Regions from separate parts of the Homo sapiens genome. Here region 1 is linked to region 2. Evidence: chromatin loops called from intact Hi-C (ENCODE). Cell type or tissue: psoas muscle. All regions are shown on one strand.

The links. Hi-C counts contacts between places; a loop is a spot of excess contacts. Peaks named below come from ENCODE experiments on the same cell type or tissue, not always from the same donor. Only the 100,000 strongest peaks of a DNase experiment are listed, where the experiment ranks them.
Region 1: it touches region 2 in a loop (2.3-fold over the local background); 4 of 110 quality-filtered maps call a loop at or near these places.

The regions. Positions count from the first base shown.
Region 1 is chr17:80,876,743-80,884,742 of GRCh38, forward strand. It overlaps RPTOR (regulatory associated protein of MTOR complex 1), which reads left to right. Exons shown (of 34, transcript NM_020761.3): 14 at 3,673-3,747; 15 at 6,677-6,742; 16 at 7,039-7,230. Among named protein-coding and RNA genes, the nearest start is that of CHMP6, 110 kb to the right of the region's middle. RefSeq lists enhancers at 583-632, 1,850-2,449. In psoas muscle, no CTCF peak of the experiment used is centred here; a DNase peak (open chromatin) is centred at 3,749.
Region 2 is chr17:81,094,540-81,102,539 of GRCh38, forward strand. It overlaps BAIAP2 (BAR/IMD domain containing adaptor protein 2), which reads left to right. Exons shown (of 14, transcript NM_001144888.2): 7 at 5,389-5,541. Among named protein-coding and RNA genes, the nearest start is that of MIR657, 27 kb to the right of the region's middle. RefSeq lists enhancers at 290-584, 1,202-2,091, 2,092-2,981, 7,162-7,679, 7,680-8,000. In psoas muscle, CTCF peaks have their summits at 3,031 (motif pointing left) and 7,356 (motif pointing left); DNase peaks (open chromatin) are centred at 722, 942, 2,982, 7,382 and 1 weaker place; H3K4me3 peaks cover 773 bases; H3K27ac peaks cover 580 bases; H3K27me3 peaks cover 122 bases.

The sequences.
Region 1 (8,000 bases), 220 kb before region 2:
CCCGTGCCACGCAGGGTGTGTGTGTCGCCTGCCGGGTCTTCCACCGAGCCCGTGCCACACAGGGTGTGTGTGTCGCCTGCCGGGTCTTCCACCGAGCCCGTGCCACACAGGGTGTGTGTGTCGCCTGCTGGGTTTTCCACCGAGCCTGTGCCATGCAGGGTGTGTGTGTCGCCTGCCGGGTCTTCCCACCGAGCCCGTGCCACTCAGGGTGTGTGTGTCGCCTGCCGGGTCTTCCACCGAGCCCGTGCCATGCAGGGTGTGTGTGTCGCCTGCTGGGTCTTCCCACCGAGCCCGTGCCGCCCAGGATGTGTGTGTGTCGCCTGCTGGGTCTTCCCACTGAGCCCGTGCCACGCAGGGAGTGTGTGTTGCCTGCTGGCTGCCGTTCTGCGCGTGTGTGGTTTCAAGTCTTGTTTCCTCTTCTGTTTAACGAGGCCCTTGGTCTAAGTGTGCTTGTAATTTGGGCGAGTGAGCAGCAGCCGAGAGAGTCCACCCCAGTCCCCCTAGCCAGCGAAGTGGGAGCTCCCAGGTTCCTGCCTGCGGGGAGGGTGGGGGCGGTTTGAGTTAGTGAAAATGTGTGTATTAAACAGATATGTAAATGACCCCTGCCGAGCGCTGAAAATGAAGGTATGAAAAGGCATCATCATCCGTGGTTCCCACCTGGCATAATGACCGTATCAGAACAGACATCTGGTAGTATACACCACATAGTTGCCAGACTCCGATACCAAGGGCACATCTAAGTTCTCCCACCCTGATTTGCATGCCTCAAATTCAGAATTAGTGAGATTTGAGTCAGTGATGCTTCATTACACTCTCGTGAGACATGTTTGAGGAGCTTCACCGTGAATGTGTGGGCTTCGATTTGACTTGTGGAACCTGTGGTTAAAACAAAGGAAGGTGCCTTCATTCTCAGAACCCAGTGCTTTTTCTGTTGCCCTGGCCCTCTGGGCTGAGTCTTTACGTGGACGGCGGTCGATGCATCTCAGTTTATTTGTCAAAACCTTCAGCTAAAGCCAGTTGTTGCTTGAAAACTGCCTGCTTAATTGGCCTCCTCAGCTCGGGGGAGCAGCTTGCAATCTGAGGCCGGCGCCTGGCTCCCTGACCACCCGCTCCCCATCGTGCTCAGCTCTCATTCCAGCAGCCCAGCCCATAACCCGCCTCATCAGTGTATTGATGTGAGGCAGAAACACCTCATTGTAAGAGCACCCCTGAGAAATGGCGGGGTTAGGGGCTTCTGGGCTGCATAACCAGCAGATTCCCTCTGCAAAACTGCTCCTGCCTCAGTGGGAAAGGGCCAGCTGTGCAGGGCTGCACTGGAGAGCCGTTCTCTTCTTGATCCTCAGGCATCCAGTTCTTAAAATTCCGGCCCTCTGTCCTTGCATGGCCTTCGTCCTCTGGAAAGGAGCATGCTGGGAGCTGGCAGAACGCACGCCTCACTCTGTCGATGCAGTGTCTGTCACTGCTCAGTTTCTAGGTATTGATCCTAGAAACCCATGCTCTGTGGGTCCCTCTCCAAGAAACACAGCATCCATGATTTGTACATCGCACTGCAGTTTCAGACTGCTTTCACATGCGTGGTTTCATCTCTGACTCCACGACCTGAGCACAGATTTTTTTTTTTTGAGACGTAGTCTTGCTCTGTCGCCCAGGCTGGAATGCAGTGGTGCGATCTCAGCTCACTACAGCCTCCGCCTCCCAGGTTCCAGCGATTCTCCTGCCTCAGCCTCCCGAGTAGCTGGGACTACAGGCACGCACCACCACACCCTGCTAATTTTTGTATTTTTTAGTAGAGACAGGATTTCACCATATTGGCCAGGCTGGTCTCGAACTCCTGACCTTGTGACCCGCCTGTCTCAGCCTCCCAAAGTGCTGGGATTATAGGCATGAGCCACCACGCCCAGCTGAGCACAGATTTTTAAAACTTTACCTGGGTCCCTGACTAGTAAGAGGGAGAACCTGGACTTGAAACTTAGTTTTGTTTCAAATCTTGCCCCTTTTCCTCGGGTTTTGGGCAAATACTTCCCGAAGTATTATCGTTACCCCTGAATATCCAAGGCAGGATCATTTTATTCCCTTCCAGAGCCAGCACTTGCAGAAGTGTCCCCAAGTTAGGCAGCCTGGTGTGGCTTCCGGTAACACTGCCAGCCTCAGAGCCGGCCTGTTTCCTCCAGGACGCCCACAGGACCCTCGGAAGCCCCTTCCTCTAGGGGCCCGTCCCTCCTCCTTCCCCAGGCCCCGTCCCCCGCCTTGCCCTCTGAAAGTGGTCTTCAGCACCACCCGATAAGCGGTGACTTCTCATCTTAGAAGCCTGGCTTGGGTCAGGTTCTGCGTTTCGGCTGTGCGCGCCCCGGAGCAGCCCTGCTTGTGTCTCATCATCGATGCCTCAGCTGCAGTGTGCCCCACTGTAACCCCTCCGGGATGAAAACGCAACCCACCTCTTCAGTGGGCAGCCCTCCACTTGGATCCTCGCATCCCTGGCATCATCTCCGTCCTCTGTCCTTGCTGACCCAGCTCCAACCCAGCCTGTCTGACCCGTAGCCCACCTGCCATGTCCTTCCCGGCTGCAGCTCCTGCTGGGCTCTGCAGCCCCTCCTGCCCAACGCCACCTGCCCCCGCCTGCCCTGCTCCTGCTTGCCCTTCCCCTGCCCCTGCCCCCGCCTGCCCTGCCCCCACCTGCCCTGCCCCTTTCTCCTCCCACTCCCACATCCCGGGCCTGGACCTGCCATTTCCTAGCAGCAGGAGTCTTTTCCCTCGATCCCACCCTTCCCCTTCTTCCCTCACTGCCCTGGACAGTTCTGTCTGCTCATCAGCGTAAAGAGGTCTCCAAAAAGTACAAGACCCTCCCTCTCCCCGCTTTCCAAGCACCCTATGGTGCCTCTCGCTGCTCCTTCAGGAACTGTGAGCAGGGCACAAATACCTAGTGCTCAGCACCCAGTAGGCCCTCACGACTGTGCCGAGCCATGGCCGTGTGGCTGTGATTGTGCTGACAGCACACAGTAGGTCCTCACGACTGAGGCGAGTCATGGCCACGTGACTGTGAATGTGTAGACAGGCACAGAATGGCCTGAAGCGTGGGAAGGTCGCCTGCCTGGCAGCAGCTTTAGCACCAGGAAACCTCCCACCTTGGGGCTGCCCCTGAGGGTGAACAAGTGGGGCCAGTGGGAAGCACCTGCTCAAGTGGGACTGTGCACACAAATCACTGGGAATTACTGCCTCACACACGATTGGTTTTCAGCATTTTGTAAGTCCAAGCAAACCCCCAAGAAAAGCTTGAGCGGGACCGGGTCTGCACCAACAGGCTGGTTCTGAGTGAGTGCTGGATGGATGTGCTCCAGTGTGGAGGGCAGAGGGAGGGAGCGGGACCCCTGGAGAGGAGCGGGGTGCAGGCAGGGGCTGCAGGGCACTCCCCAGCAGGTGCCCGGACGTTGTGAAAGAAAACGTCTGGGAGCTGCTTTCCTCTGGGCGTTCGTGGGATCCCTCCCCTTCTTAGCCAAGGAAAGCATGTCTGCAGGCACCGGCTGCAGCTGTTTTTCAAATGAAAACTGGGCTTGAAAGGAGGAAATAATTGAGGTATAAGAAGTCCCTGCCCTTATTCGTTCACGCACCATGAGAAGCTTGTGGCATCTGCGGGACACTGCACTCACTGCCTCTCCTCTGTCTCTTTCTGTCCAGTCGTGCCAAGCGGACCTCGTGAAGGACAACGGCCACAAGTACTTCCTGTCGGTCCTGGCGGACCCCTACATGCCAGTAAGGACGGGGCAGCACGCTCTCCACGGGCTTGGGACTCAGCACTCGCCTCTGCCCACACGCTGCACTGCGGTGGGGCCTTTTGACGGGGGCTACAGGAGAAAGGTCAAGGGTCACAGCAGGGGCCACGTCCACGGGGTCAGCAACTGCTTCACGTTAGACATGGCCCTTTGCTTACTACCATGAGCGCAGCTGTTATTTCGTGTCTGTCTCTAAACAAGAGCTCAGTTAACCCGGACACATGGGTGGTTTTAGTTTATTTTAGTCTCTTTTCACTGGGACTTCTTTGCAAAATAGTCAAATCCACTCTCCCTGCTGTCCGCCGCGTTAGACTAGTGAGCGCCGCACGTCTGTAATATGAGAGTTCAGGCGCCTGGGAAGGTCTTGGAGCACAAGAAGATATCGAAGCACCCCATTTCAGGAAGGAAGGGAGAGAGGAAAGGAAGGAAAGAAGGTTGTTTGAAAGTTTAAATTTTCAGTATACTTTATTGTATTAAATTGTTTGAAAATTAGTAATCCATGAATAGGGTGTATAGTTATTCTATAAATGTTTCATAATGTTTTAATTTCTAACTCCCAGCTTAGTAATGAGAACAAAATAGATATATCCTAAATAATTCTTTAACATAACTTAATATTGCCAGAATATTTAAACATATTAGCTAGTTTACACAGTGTTCGGTGGCTTTGCTGTATAAAGGAACTTTTGTATGTAATTTCACCCCCTAGTTGGTTTTCTAAGCTAAAGGATTTTTTAAAACACAAAACAAACAGGACTATTTTCCAAAAGGTAAACAGTATGTGCACTTTGTGTTGTATTGAAACATCACAGGCAGTTAAAGTTGATACTTTGTATCAGTTTTGGAAACCATCACTTCCCATTCTTAAGAATAAGGAAGAAAGCAAATCCCACATGAAGAAGTGAGGAAGAATGCTCACTGGCGACTTGGGCGCGAGGGTGAGCTAAGCTCACATGAACGGCCCCACCTCAGCCACGAGCCTGCGGAAGTTTTGAGGACACAGCCAGGTTTGAAAGAATGAAAAGGAGGCTGGGTATGGTGGCTCACACCTGTAATCCCAGCGCTTTGGGAGGCCAAGGCTGACAGACTGCTTGAGCTCGGGAGTTCGAGACCAGCCTGGGCGACATGGTGAAACCCCGTTTCTACCAAAAATACAAAAAAATTTGTCTGGCGTTGTGGCACACGCCTGTGGTCTCAGCTACTCAGGAGGCTGCAGTGGGAGGATCGCCTGAGCCCGGGGAAGTCAAGGCTGCAATGAGCTGTGACTGTACAACTGCACTCCAGCCTGAGCAACAGAGTGAGACCCCGTCTCCACTCAATAAATAAATAATATAAATATTCTTAAATGACTGACTAGAAAGAATTTGCTATGATTCTGTCAAACCATCAACCATTGTTTTGTTTCTTCAGTGCTTTGTGCCTGTTATGAGAAAACATTCAGTGCTTCCTACTCATCCTCAGAAACGATTGATTTTTCTAAACTCATAAGCAGATCTGAAAAAACAAATTGAAGCTGTGAAAAAGAAAAGACATGCACTGTTATTGAAAACTCTGGAGATGAATTAAATCACAGAACAGACAGCCAAGAAGAGAATTCATGAAGGAGCCACCTGGAGCGCCGTCCATGAAGCTAAGCGAGAAGATATGAAAGCCGGGCTAAGAGCCGGGCTGGGAACGTTCACCATGTAGCCAGCATGGTTCAGAATGAGAGGAGAATAAGTAGAGAAGCAGTTTTTGATTAGATAGTGGCTGAGAATTTTCCAGATTTGAAGAAAGGAGAGTTCCGATTTTAAAAGCAGGATGAATCCTGAGAAGGTTAAAGAGAAACAAATTCGTACATAGACGCATCATAATGAAAACAGCAAATATCGAAGGCATAAAGACAAACCTTAAAAGTCCCCAGAACAAACGTTATTAGCAAAGGAGGAGACAGCACCGGCCCCAACAGCAGACCTCTCATCAGCAGCGGCTCTCGGCCGGGGACAGGGGAGCCCTCGGCGTGCGAGGAAAGCGACCACGGTCGGGTCACCTGCACCCAGCTCAGTCACCACTCAGGAATGGGGGTGTAGTAAGCAGCGTTCAGACACCAACAGTTTACTCCTTCCGAACCCCACAGACCATGGCTAGAAAGACCACATGTCAGCGAGGAGGAAACGGAACCAGGAGGGGAAAGCAAGATGCAGGACACGGCAAAAAGCCAAGAAGTTGGCACACGTGTTGGCACATCTATAGATTTGTAAAAATGAAGAATACTCATGGCGAATTGGAGGGTTAAACAAGAGGAGGACTCAGGTACCCTGGGAGCCCTGCAATAATCCAAGGAGCCCTGCAATAATCCAAGAGGCGCGTAGGACACTAGACCGCGCGACGTGTGTGTAAAAAACTAAGGCACCGCTAAAAAGTTACAAATAGACTCTGGTTTCCAGGTCAGCGGAGGCACAGAGGAAAGGACAGAATGAAAATGAGTCACAGTAGAGCAGAAAGGAGAAACCAGTGAAACCTAGAGCGCTGCCTCCATGCCTTTTGCTGCCAAAGCCCCTGATTGCAGGACCGTGTGCTCACAGAGTGCTGGGCAGGCTGGGGAGGTGAGGTCCGGGTGCTTCATACCGACAGCCACGGCTGGCCTGTGACAGAGGAGGCATCCACCAGGTCTGTGCCCGTCTTGCAGTGTTAGGGCTTCCAAGGAGCAGTCTGTTCACTCCGGGAGGCGAGCCTGGAGCTCTAAGGCCTTTGAAAACAGCTGTTCTTTTTTGTAGAGTCCACGTAAAATCCAGGAGTAAAGCTGGCTCTCGTTACTTTAATTATGCGCCACGCGTGTCATGAAGATTCCGAAAGGATCACGCTGTTGTACTTTGGGAATGAGAGTTTCCACTGAGGGGAGACGACCAGGACTGGTTTTTGTTTTCCAGGCTGAACACCGGACCATGACGGCTTTCATTCTCGCCGTGATCGTCAACAGCTATCACACGGGGCAGGTGAGCCCCCCAGCCACCCCCAGCCCCAGAGCTCACCCTTGGCATTGCAGAGGAGCTGGGCCCACTGTGAAACGTGGTGCCACATGGGGGACAGGGGGTGTCCAGCAGAGGCTCTGACCCTTCATCTAGCCAGCCATTTGCAGGCTGAATATGAATCAGAGGAATCTAAAATGGGGAAAATTGAGCAAATCAAGGCTTCCCAAGAATGGGTGGCCACCGTTGTCCCGTGCAGGTACCCACCACGTGCCTGCCATTGGCAGGCAGAGGCCAACCTGTCTGTGGTCCCGCCTCTGCAGGAAGCCTGCCTTCAGGGAAACCTCATTGCCATCTGCCTGGAGCAGCTCAACGACCCGCACCCCTTGCTGCGCCAGTGGGTGGCCATCTGCCTCGGCAGGATCTGGCAGAACTTCGACTCGGCGAGGTGGTGCGGCGTGAGGGACAGCGCTCATGAGAAGCTCTACAGCCTCCTCTCCGACCCCATTCCCGAGGTGAGTCAGGCGGGGGCTCAGAGTCCAGTCCTCCTGGCTGCCGACTGCGGGGGTAAGGCAGAGGTCTGCTCGCGTGCGGGTGTGGCCGGCCACGTGTCCAGGAACTTCAGGGGCTGCACGCTAATAAGAGTAGGACAGTGGGACCTTGGTGAGAAGAGAACCACACCACTGGGGATTTTGCACCCAGGCCCAGAGTGCGCTCCCGGGGACAGTGGCACAGCTGCAAGCGGGGGTCCCAGAGGGAACCTCAGAGGCAGGGGTCACGTGCTCGCTGTCCGGGTGCCGCTCTGCGTCCTCACTGTGGCCTGCAAGGCAGGGACCACTAGATCTCCACTTTACGGGCAAGGAGTCAGGCCAGTGGCTCGTGCCTGGTGCAGCTGGGAAAGGTGCGGGGCACTGCCCACAGAGTGGCCGCGGGCTGGAACTCTGGGAGTTTCATGCACCATTGCCTTCACTCTTCCCACCGGCCTGTGCAGTGCACAGGGTGTTGCTCATTTTTAGAGCTGAGGAAGCAGACTCAGGGACAGTGACTTCTCCCCAGGACCACATGGTGTCAGAGGCAAGGGCTAAGCCAGGGTCCCCGGACCCCAGGGCCAGCACAGTGTCGCTCCCCTGGCTGAGCCCTGTGTGCTCAGTGCACTTCAGGGCCCCCATGCCCCTCTGCGTCCAGGAGTGCCTGCGCCCTCCCCTCTTTCCACCCTCCCACGCTCTGTGGCCCATCCCAGCCCCCTCGTCTAACTCCTGCCTCGTTCATCAGCACATTCCCTGGT
Region 2 (8,000 bases):
GGGCCAGAGGGTGCGGCTTACCCTCTGCTCAGCCCAGCCCGGGTCTTGCTCAGAGCACGTGTGTTCAGCGTGAGATTTAAGGGTCCTCCCATCTCCTTTTAACCACCTGCCATGCTGCCCTCCCTCCTCTGCCTGGGTACCGTGCCCATCAGCCTGGGAGGCCTGGTCAGTGGGTTTTAGAGCAGCCACTGGCTGCAGCCTGCAGGTGGCCAGTGACCATGTGCTACTTGGGGCACCTGATTCTCACCCCACACACCACAGCTGACCGGTCCGCAGCCGCATCCTTTCGAGTAAGTGTTACCCATGGTGACAGCTGAAGGCCAAGAATTACGTTCTCATTCATATGCTGCAGGGGACCTGGGGGGTTAAAGAACGTGGGAAAGCTGCAGCAGCCGTGGCGGATGAGGTAAACCAAAGCCGCCTTGGTTTTTTCTGGAATGCCCCTCCCCCACTCTGAGTCACCGCATGCTGCGGAGAGGAGAGATGTGTTCTGATCACTTTTGTCTTCTCTGATCACGGGGCTGTTCAGCCCAGGGTGACTAAGTGGGAGCATTCTGTGGGTCTTAAATGCTTTCAGCTGGGTGTTTCCATAGTGCTGTCGCCATGGCACCCAGCTAAGCACGCAGCCGGTGGCTCAGCGGCGGGCGGGGACTGGAGGGGGCCAGCCACTGGGACTGCCTGCCCATGGGGCAGGCTCAGGGCCGTTGTAAATGGCCGGGCTGCCAGGTAGGAGGTACAGACCAGGCCGTGCTCTGTCCCCTGCACTTTCCACACAGCTCGGACGTGCCCCGTATAGGTCATCCCCGTCCAACAGCAGGTCACAGTTGGCCGGGCCCTGCAGTGCTGGCCGCCACCTCCTCTCCTCCCCGTCCCCGCACCGGCCCCTTGTGTGGTGAAGCTCCTGCCTGGCCTAGATTTCCAGGATCTGCCCTGTACAGTCGTGGCCTCTCTGTATGAGGAGTCAGTGTCCTGGAACAGCAGGTGAGGAGAGGCAGCTGTCATTCCTAGACAGAGTGGCAGCCGCATGTCATGCGCTGACTCAGGCTCTGCCATAGCCAGATGCTCATGTGGGGGCTCCAAGGCAGGAGGTGTCAGCTCCCCCCGTCCTTCGGGGGCTGGCCATCCCTGCCTTGCTGCTCTGGGAACATCTCTCCTCCCTGTCCCCAGGATCTGGAGGGGCCCCGCCAGAGCACCGTGCAGCCGTACTTTCTGTCTCTCCCCCGACTTCCCCTGGGTTTCTCTTGTGACCTGTGTGCCACTCCCAGCCATTTACGGGGCTCCTTTGAGTAAGTGGAAGACTTAAAAATAAAACACCAACTCTCTTCCCGGCCAGGGAGGCTGCCGTACCCTGCTAATGAGGCCAGTACCCCTCGCTGTACTCTCCCCTGGGGAACTGAGCATGAGCGTGAGAAAGTACCGTAGCCTAAAAACCCAGAAACCGCCTGTAGGGTGGGCAACCGGAGCAGCTCCAGGGGCCTTAGTTTGGAAGGTGCCGTTCTCAGGGTGAGGAGACCCAGGGGGCCCTGCAGCCTAGTTTACACTGCTGTCCTGGGGTGACCACTCCAAGCAGCACCTTCTCTTCCCCCGAGTCCTATTCAGACAGCAACCAGTGTGGAGGCCGTGGCTCTGGGCAGCCCCCTGGGCCTGCCTTTTCTCAGTGCCTCAGTTTCTTTTGCCAGGCGTTGGATCTCCTGCTGAGTGCTCTCTGGCCCTGAGCTCTCTGCCCACCATGCTTTCCGGGCCGGCCACCGCTGGAAAAGTCCCCAGGGAGGGCACAGAATCCTCATGATGGGGTGCGTTGGGGGTTTCTCCATGGAACCTCACACACATTCCTGAGGCTGCCCCACTTAAGGGATTCTGGGCACCGAATAGCTCCCTCCAAAGCAGGCACCCCCATCACAGGCCACTCAGAGCCTGGAGGCGCACCCCAGCATCCCTGGCAGTTCCCTGCGGGAGGAGCGGGGCAGGACCCTGCAGGCGGCCTTGGAACAGGCCTGGGTGTTGGTCTGAGTGGTGTTGCAGGGGCATGGGTGGGTGCTCATCTCCAGGCCCCTCCTTGTGCACAAGCCCACTTGTTTCTCGGAGCACACCCTCCCCACCCAGTCCCTTTGATCCTGAAGGTCAGGAAAGGAGTCCAGCAGCCAGGCTGAGGCTGGAGCACAGCGGGCTCAGGTGTCCTCCTCCATGGCTGCAGTATGTGGCGTCCTGGCCACGGCCATCATGCCCTCCCCAGGCCCCAGGGTACCCCTGAATCTGGCTGTCGCACTCTACCCCTTCCTGGAGAAGGAGCCTCAGAGGTCACTGGAGGTTCTTGGGAGCAGGAGCAGGAAGCCCTGGTAGGTGCATGTTGCATAACCAGAGGAAAAGTACTTCGCGCTCCAGCTGTGGAGGAGGAGGAGGTGGAGGAGAAAGTAGAGGAGGAGAAGAAGGAGAAAGGAGAGGAGGAGGAGGAGGAGGCAGCGGCAGTGGGGGTGGCGGCAGAGGCCTCAGCATGGAGCAGAGCTTGCTGGAAAGTCTGCTTAAGGTTGCCTTGCAGGGCCTCTCACCTGTGATCAAACTTCTCACTTCCTAAATGCCATCTCAGGTCCCCTTTAGGTGACCCTGTGGCCAGGCCCTACAGCGCCTCTGGAGGGTCAAGGCCTACTGGGGATAGGAGTAGCAAGCCCGTTGTTTTGAGGGGCAGGTGGGGTTTAGTGTGGGAAAGCAGGGTGGGCTGCAAGGGCAGGGGAGCGCCGGGCTCCGTGTTGGGGGATGTGGCTGGGCAGGCTCTGGCCTTGGGGACAGCATGGTCTGCTCACACTGGCCAGCAGGCAGAGCCAGTGCCCGGTGGTAGTGCTGGGACCGACCCACACCCTGCCAGGCTGGTTCTCACCCCTGTAGTGGAGGCTTGCGGGGGTAGGCAGCCAGGGAACAGGCTGCTCCGCTCCCCTCCCCGCCGCCCACCCGGCCCGGCACTGCCCACCCACGCTGAGTCAGAGCTGTAGGCGGGGCGGCCGCGAGGCTGAGTCAGGCAGGGGAGGCCGCCCCCTTGCGGAGGCCGCATCTTCTTAAGAGCCGATTCTGAACTGACCACTCCTTGACGGGCAATCCCGGTGGACGGGGGGTCTGAGTCCTGCTGTGGAGGGTCTGCCTGAGGCCGGTAGGGGCTCAGCCCAAGGTAGGTAGGCACAGGAGGAGAGGCGAGACAGAGGAGAGCTGGAAAGACCTTCCTGGCAGAGGAGAAGCTGGCTCCCTGCTGAAGCAGCTAGCCTCCTGCGGCCTCCCAGGAGGGGCCTGGGTGTGTCCCTGGGGACAGGGTCTGTGCCTCGGGTGCTCCTCCCTTGCCCTCACCAGCCACCCACAGCCTCATCAGCGTTTTGGGATGGAAAGTTTCCAGCCTACAAAACCGGAGAGCCCTTGACATCCAGGGTCCCAGTCGAGCCCTCCCACTGTCGGGCTGGGGTTCTGGAATCGGGAACCCCGGGTGCCGGGTGTCAGCTGTGCCATAGGGCTGTGGTGTCACGCGCTACCCCAGACCTCAGGCACATGATCCCCAGGCCAGCTGGGGTCATGGAGGGGCCAGCGGGGGGTGGGGAGGCATGCTCCTCCCAGAGGGACAGAGGCAGAGAGCCCTGGGGTTTGGAACTGTCACTTCCACCTACAGCCCTGTTGGTCAGGTGAGTCATACAACAAGCCCTGCACCCATGGGCAGGCTGGGAGGCGCCTCTGCCCAGGATGGGAGCACAGTCCGGGGCCTGGGAGGCAGCGGCCGCCCTCAGCTTCTTCGCCACTCTCTCCCCCAAACTCCCCCTCTCCAGTTTCCTCCCGAGGCTCACGTTGGAGAGGCCTGGGCTCAGCTACAGTTTCTTGGTCTGGCTTTGCTTGCACTACTTCTTTTAAAGTTTTTTTTTTTTAAATTGTGATAAAATACACGTAACTAATACAGTTGACCACGGTAACCATCTTTAAGTGCACAGTTCAGCGGCATTAGCGCATTCATGGGGTTGTGCGATCACCACCACCATCCATCTCCAGAACTTTCCATCTTCCCAAACTAAAGCTCTTAGTACCCTCCGTCCTGGTGTGTTCAGAATCGGTAGCTGGATCTGGAAGCTCTGTCAGGTTGAGACTCAGTTTTCCTTTTGGGGAAATCATTTTGGCTGGAGCAGCTTCTGTCGTCTTTGCTGGAACCCTTTCTGGGCCGACTGTGTGTCCACCAAGAAGCACAGAGTGGCCAAGACGTGACAGCCGCCATGGTCAGAGCCAGGGCCACAGACGCAAGGGCTGCCGAGCGGCTGACCGCCGGGTCAGGGTGGGGACCGCCTGCTGGCTGCCCTGGTTCTAGGGTCTGGCTTGACTACCTGTCTTTCCTGTGCCCAAGAGCACCTGCCAGGGCTGAGGGTTTTCCAAAGCTTCCGCGTTTGTCTGGGACACATTCTCCCCGTCCCCCCATCCCCCCATCCCCCCATCCCCCCATCCCCCCATCCCACGGGGACACCCGGGTGGGCACTCAGGCAGCTCCAAGGTGGAAGGGCAGCAATCAGGCCTACTTCTCATTCCTGGTTCCGTGCTGGCCCCTCACCTGGGCACACCCTGTTCCGAAAGGCGTGACCTGTGGATCTGATCTTGCTGTCCCCGTGGACGCTGGTCTTGCTTTCTGGGCTCCCAGTCTCCGCTCGGTGACCTCTTGTCTGATCCTCCCCACGAACTTCCTTCTCACGTTCTCCCTTGGTGCACGCTTATCCGGAAACCAGGCAGCCAGGTGTCTTAGCGTCCCGCTCCCCGTCATTCAGAGCCGGAGCCGGGTGGGAGAGGAGATGAGGTGCGCCCGGAGTCCCCTCTGCAGCAGAGGGCTTCCCTGGGGTCCTTGGCCACTGTCCTGGGCTCCAGCTCTCCTGCCTTTCGTGCTGGGGCTGAGATGGCTGAGATGGCTGAGATGGAGGGGCCCTGGAGGCAGAGGCACAGGTGAGAGTGCTCCAGGCAACAGGGGGAAGGACCAAGAAGCTGTCCTGGGGCCCATGGAGCTGGGGCGCATCCACACCCAGGCTTCTGTGCCTTGGCCACAGGGAGGTGCACGCGACCCCACCCCACAGCAGGAGCCCTGAGATGAGGCTGGCCCCCTGCCAGAGCCTCCTGCTGGAGGCAGGACCCTCCACTCACCCAGAGTGGTCCCGGGGCAGGGAAGCCTTCTGGGGATGTGGCCATCGGGCATCTCCTGAGTGGTCCCGGGGTAGCTGAAGCCTCCTGGGGGCGTGGTTGTCTCCTGAGTGGCCGCAGATGCTGTTTTGTTTCCAGCTGCTCTGCATGAATGAGACGTGTCCTTTGACTGAGTCCGTGGGGCTGCCCCAAACCGGTCCTGACAGGCGTCCTTCCATCGCTGGCTGAGCCTTTCTCCCTTTCCCTCCACAGTACATCGACGCCATCAGCAACAAGCAGGGCGAGCTGGAGAATTACGTGTCCGACGGCTACAAGACCGCACTGACAGAGGAGCGCAGGCGCTTCTGCTTCCTGGTGGAGAAGCAGTGCGCCGTGGCCAAGAACTCCGCGGCCTACCACTCCAAGGTGAGGCGGCTGGGGGCTGCGCTGTGCCGGCGCTGGGCCTTGCTGGCAGAAATGACCCAGGCCCCTGCCCCAGCCCCAGCCCCGTGAACACACCGGGGCAGTGTCCAGGCTCGAACTCTCGTTTATTTCGGGTTTTCTTGGGGGTGAAGTTCTGGGAGAATTACCAGGTCACAGGGTGCAGGCATTTTGAAGACTCACATTAGAAATTGCCACCTGCAACCAGGGAGAGTCTGATGGGCTTTCAAGGCCTTCTAGAACATTCTTCTAGAATGTTCTTGGCTCTTCTGCCACAGCCATGTCCTGGGCAGGTGCAGGCTGACGCCAGGCAGGGGACGGTCATGCTCCGTGCTGGGTGCCGGAGTCCCGGTGGGACACCTGGTGGGTGGCCTCTGTGTCCTCACTTGCTCTTCCTGTGGCCCCTCTATCCACAGTCCTGGGGTACAGCCTCTGGGCTCATGGCTCTGCTCACCCGAGGCACTGAGGACCCCCAGCCCCAAGCCTGGGTCCCCAGCCACCCAAGACCACTGTGCCACTGGGCCCCTAGGCCACCCAAGACAACCATGACACTGGCCCCAGGTCCAGCAGCTGCCATAGCTCGGCTGTCGTACGTGGACCTGCCACCCCTCACCCAACCCAAACCTGCCCTATCTCTTTGCTTCCTGGGTAGCCAGGGGCCCTGCCTGGCTCTCAGGTGGCCTCCCCAGTCCCTCCCTCACTGCTCCAGAGTGGCCTCCCTGGGACTCAAACCTGGTCACAGGGTCCTCCCCTGGCTCCCAGGCTCTTGGTGACCTGTGCCTCTACCACCTCTGCCTGCACCCCTGAGCCACTGTGGTCCCAGGTGGGGCCTTGGGTGGTGGCCACATGCTGCTGCCCTCGTGACCTCTGAGAGACCCCTCTGCCCGTCATCTGTTGAGGGCCCCTCCTTGGGCCGGTAGACTCTTGGCCCTGTGTTTCCCGCTAGGCGTCCCCCGGCACAGTCCTGCGGCCCTGTGTCTCCCGCTAGGTGTCCCCCGGCACAGTCCTGCGGCCCTGTGTCTCCCGCTAGGCGTCCCCCAGCACAGTCCTGCAGCCCTGTGTTTCCGGCATCCCCAGCCTTGTCGTTCCTTGTGGGGGAATCCCGCCCTGGGATCCGCCATGTCCCAGGACCAAGCCTGGCCCTGCTGAACCAGGAGCGAGTTCCTCAGGGACGGGCTGCAGCAGCCCCCTCCATGGATATCCTGAGCCCCGATGTGAGCAAGGGGATCCCCTCCTAGGAGGCTGACTTAGCCCCCAGAGCAGGCAAGGCCCAGAGGCCAGACTCCCCACCGGGAACAGGCAGGGCCAGCAGGCCCCTGTTCACCCATAGTCCATGGGTAGGAGTTGGGATGGGATCACATGTGTCCCCTGGAACATTCTGGAACATTTCAAGAGTTTCGAAGATGTAGTTCCGGAGCCAAGCCCACCAGGGAGGCCCTGGTCATGTCTTTCTAAAATAAAGGGTTGCAGGGATCCACGGGCTATACCTTGACACTTGTTCCCCCCACCCACCACACTCTCATGTACGTGCGCGTGCGTGCACACACACACACACGCACGTGATACAGAACCAGTGCTCCAGTCCCCACAGCCTGGGGACAGCCAGGAGACAAGTGCTCTTCCCTCCCTGGAGAGGCCCCTCCTGCCGGCCTGGGCCTGCTGGGCACTGTGGGCAGGTGCAGGCAAGGACAGCAGCAGCACCTTTGACCCCTGGAGGCAGCCTCGCTGCTGAAGGACTCAGCGGTGACAGGCTGTGCTGCCACAGCTGCCAGGCAGGGAGCGCTGTGGAGCGCAGGCCTCCCGCCTGCTAGACCCAGGACAGTGGCGGGCGTCTGCGCCCTCTGGCGGGGGCCAGGCCCCATGACGGGGCCAGGGAGTGAGAGCGGGGCTGTCAGTGGCTGGGGTGCTGCCTGCAGGGATGGAGGGCGGGGAAGCCAGGCTGCTTGCCGCAGGTCTCCCAGGAGGGGTTGCGGGATGTGCCTGCGGTGGCAGCAGCTGACCTCCTGGGCTCGTGGGCCCCCGGGCGTGTGTGGAAGAGGCCTGTGTCCCACAGACCCACTTAGAGACGAGCCTCTGGGCTGGGGGCCAGGGTGTGAGGGCAGCCTCCCAGGGCAGTTCGTAGTAGCTCCCTGGTGCTTGGGTTTGGGCCTGCCTCGGGGCTCTCAGGGTGCGGGGGTGACGCTGGCTCGTGGCCGCTGTGTCAGGGCCGTGCCGCTGCGAGGTCGGTGTCCCTCGGCCGTCTGCCCTAGTGCTGGTCCCTGCTGGCCTCTCCGCGCCACCCAAGACTCACTCCTCTACCACTGATCTCAGCCAGGGCTCGGCAGACGTTCTGAAGGGCCACAAAGTTTGTGCTTTTGGCTCTGTGGGCCGTGCCGTCTCCAGCTCTGTTACTGCAATGTGAGGGCAGCCATGAATGAATGATTCACAAATCGATGCACAGCTGT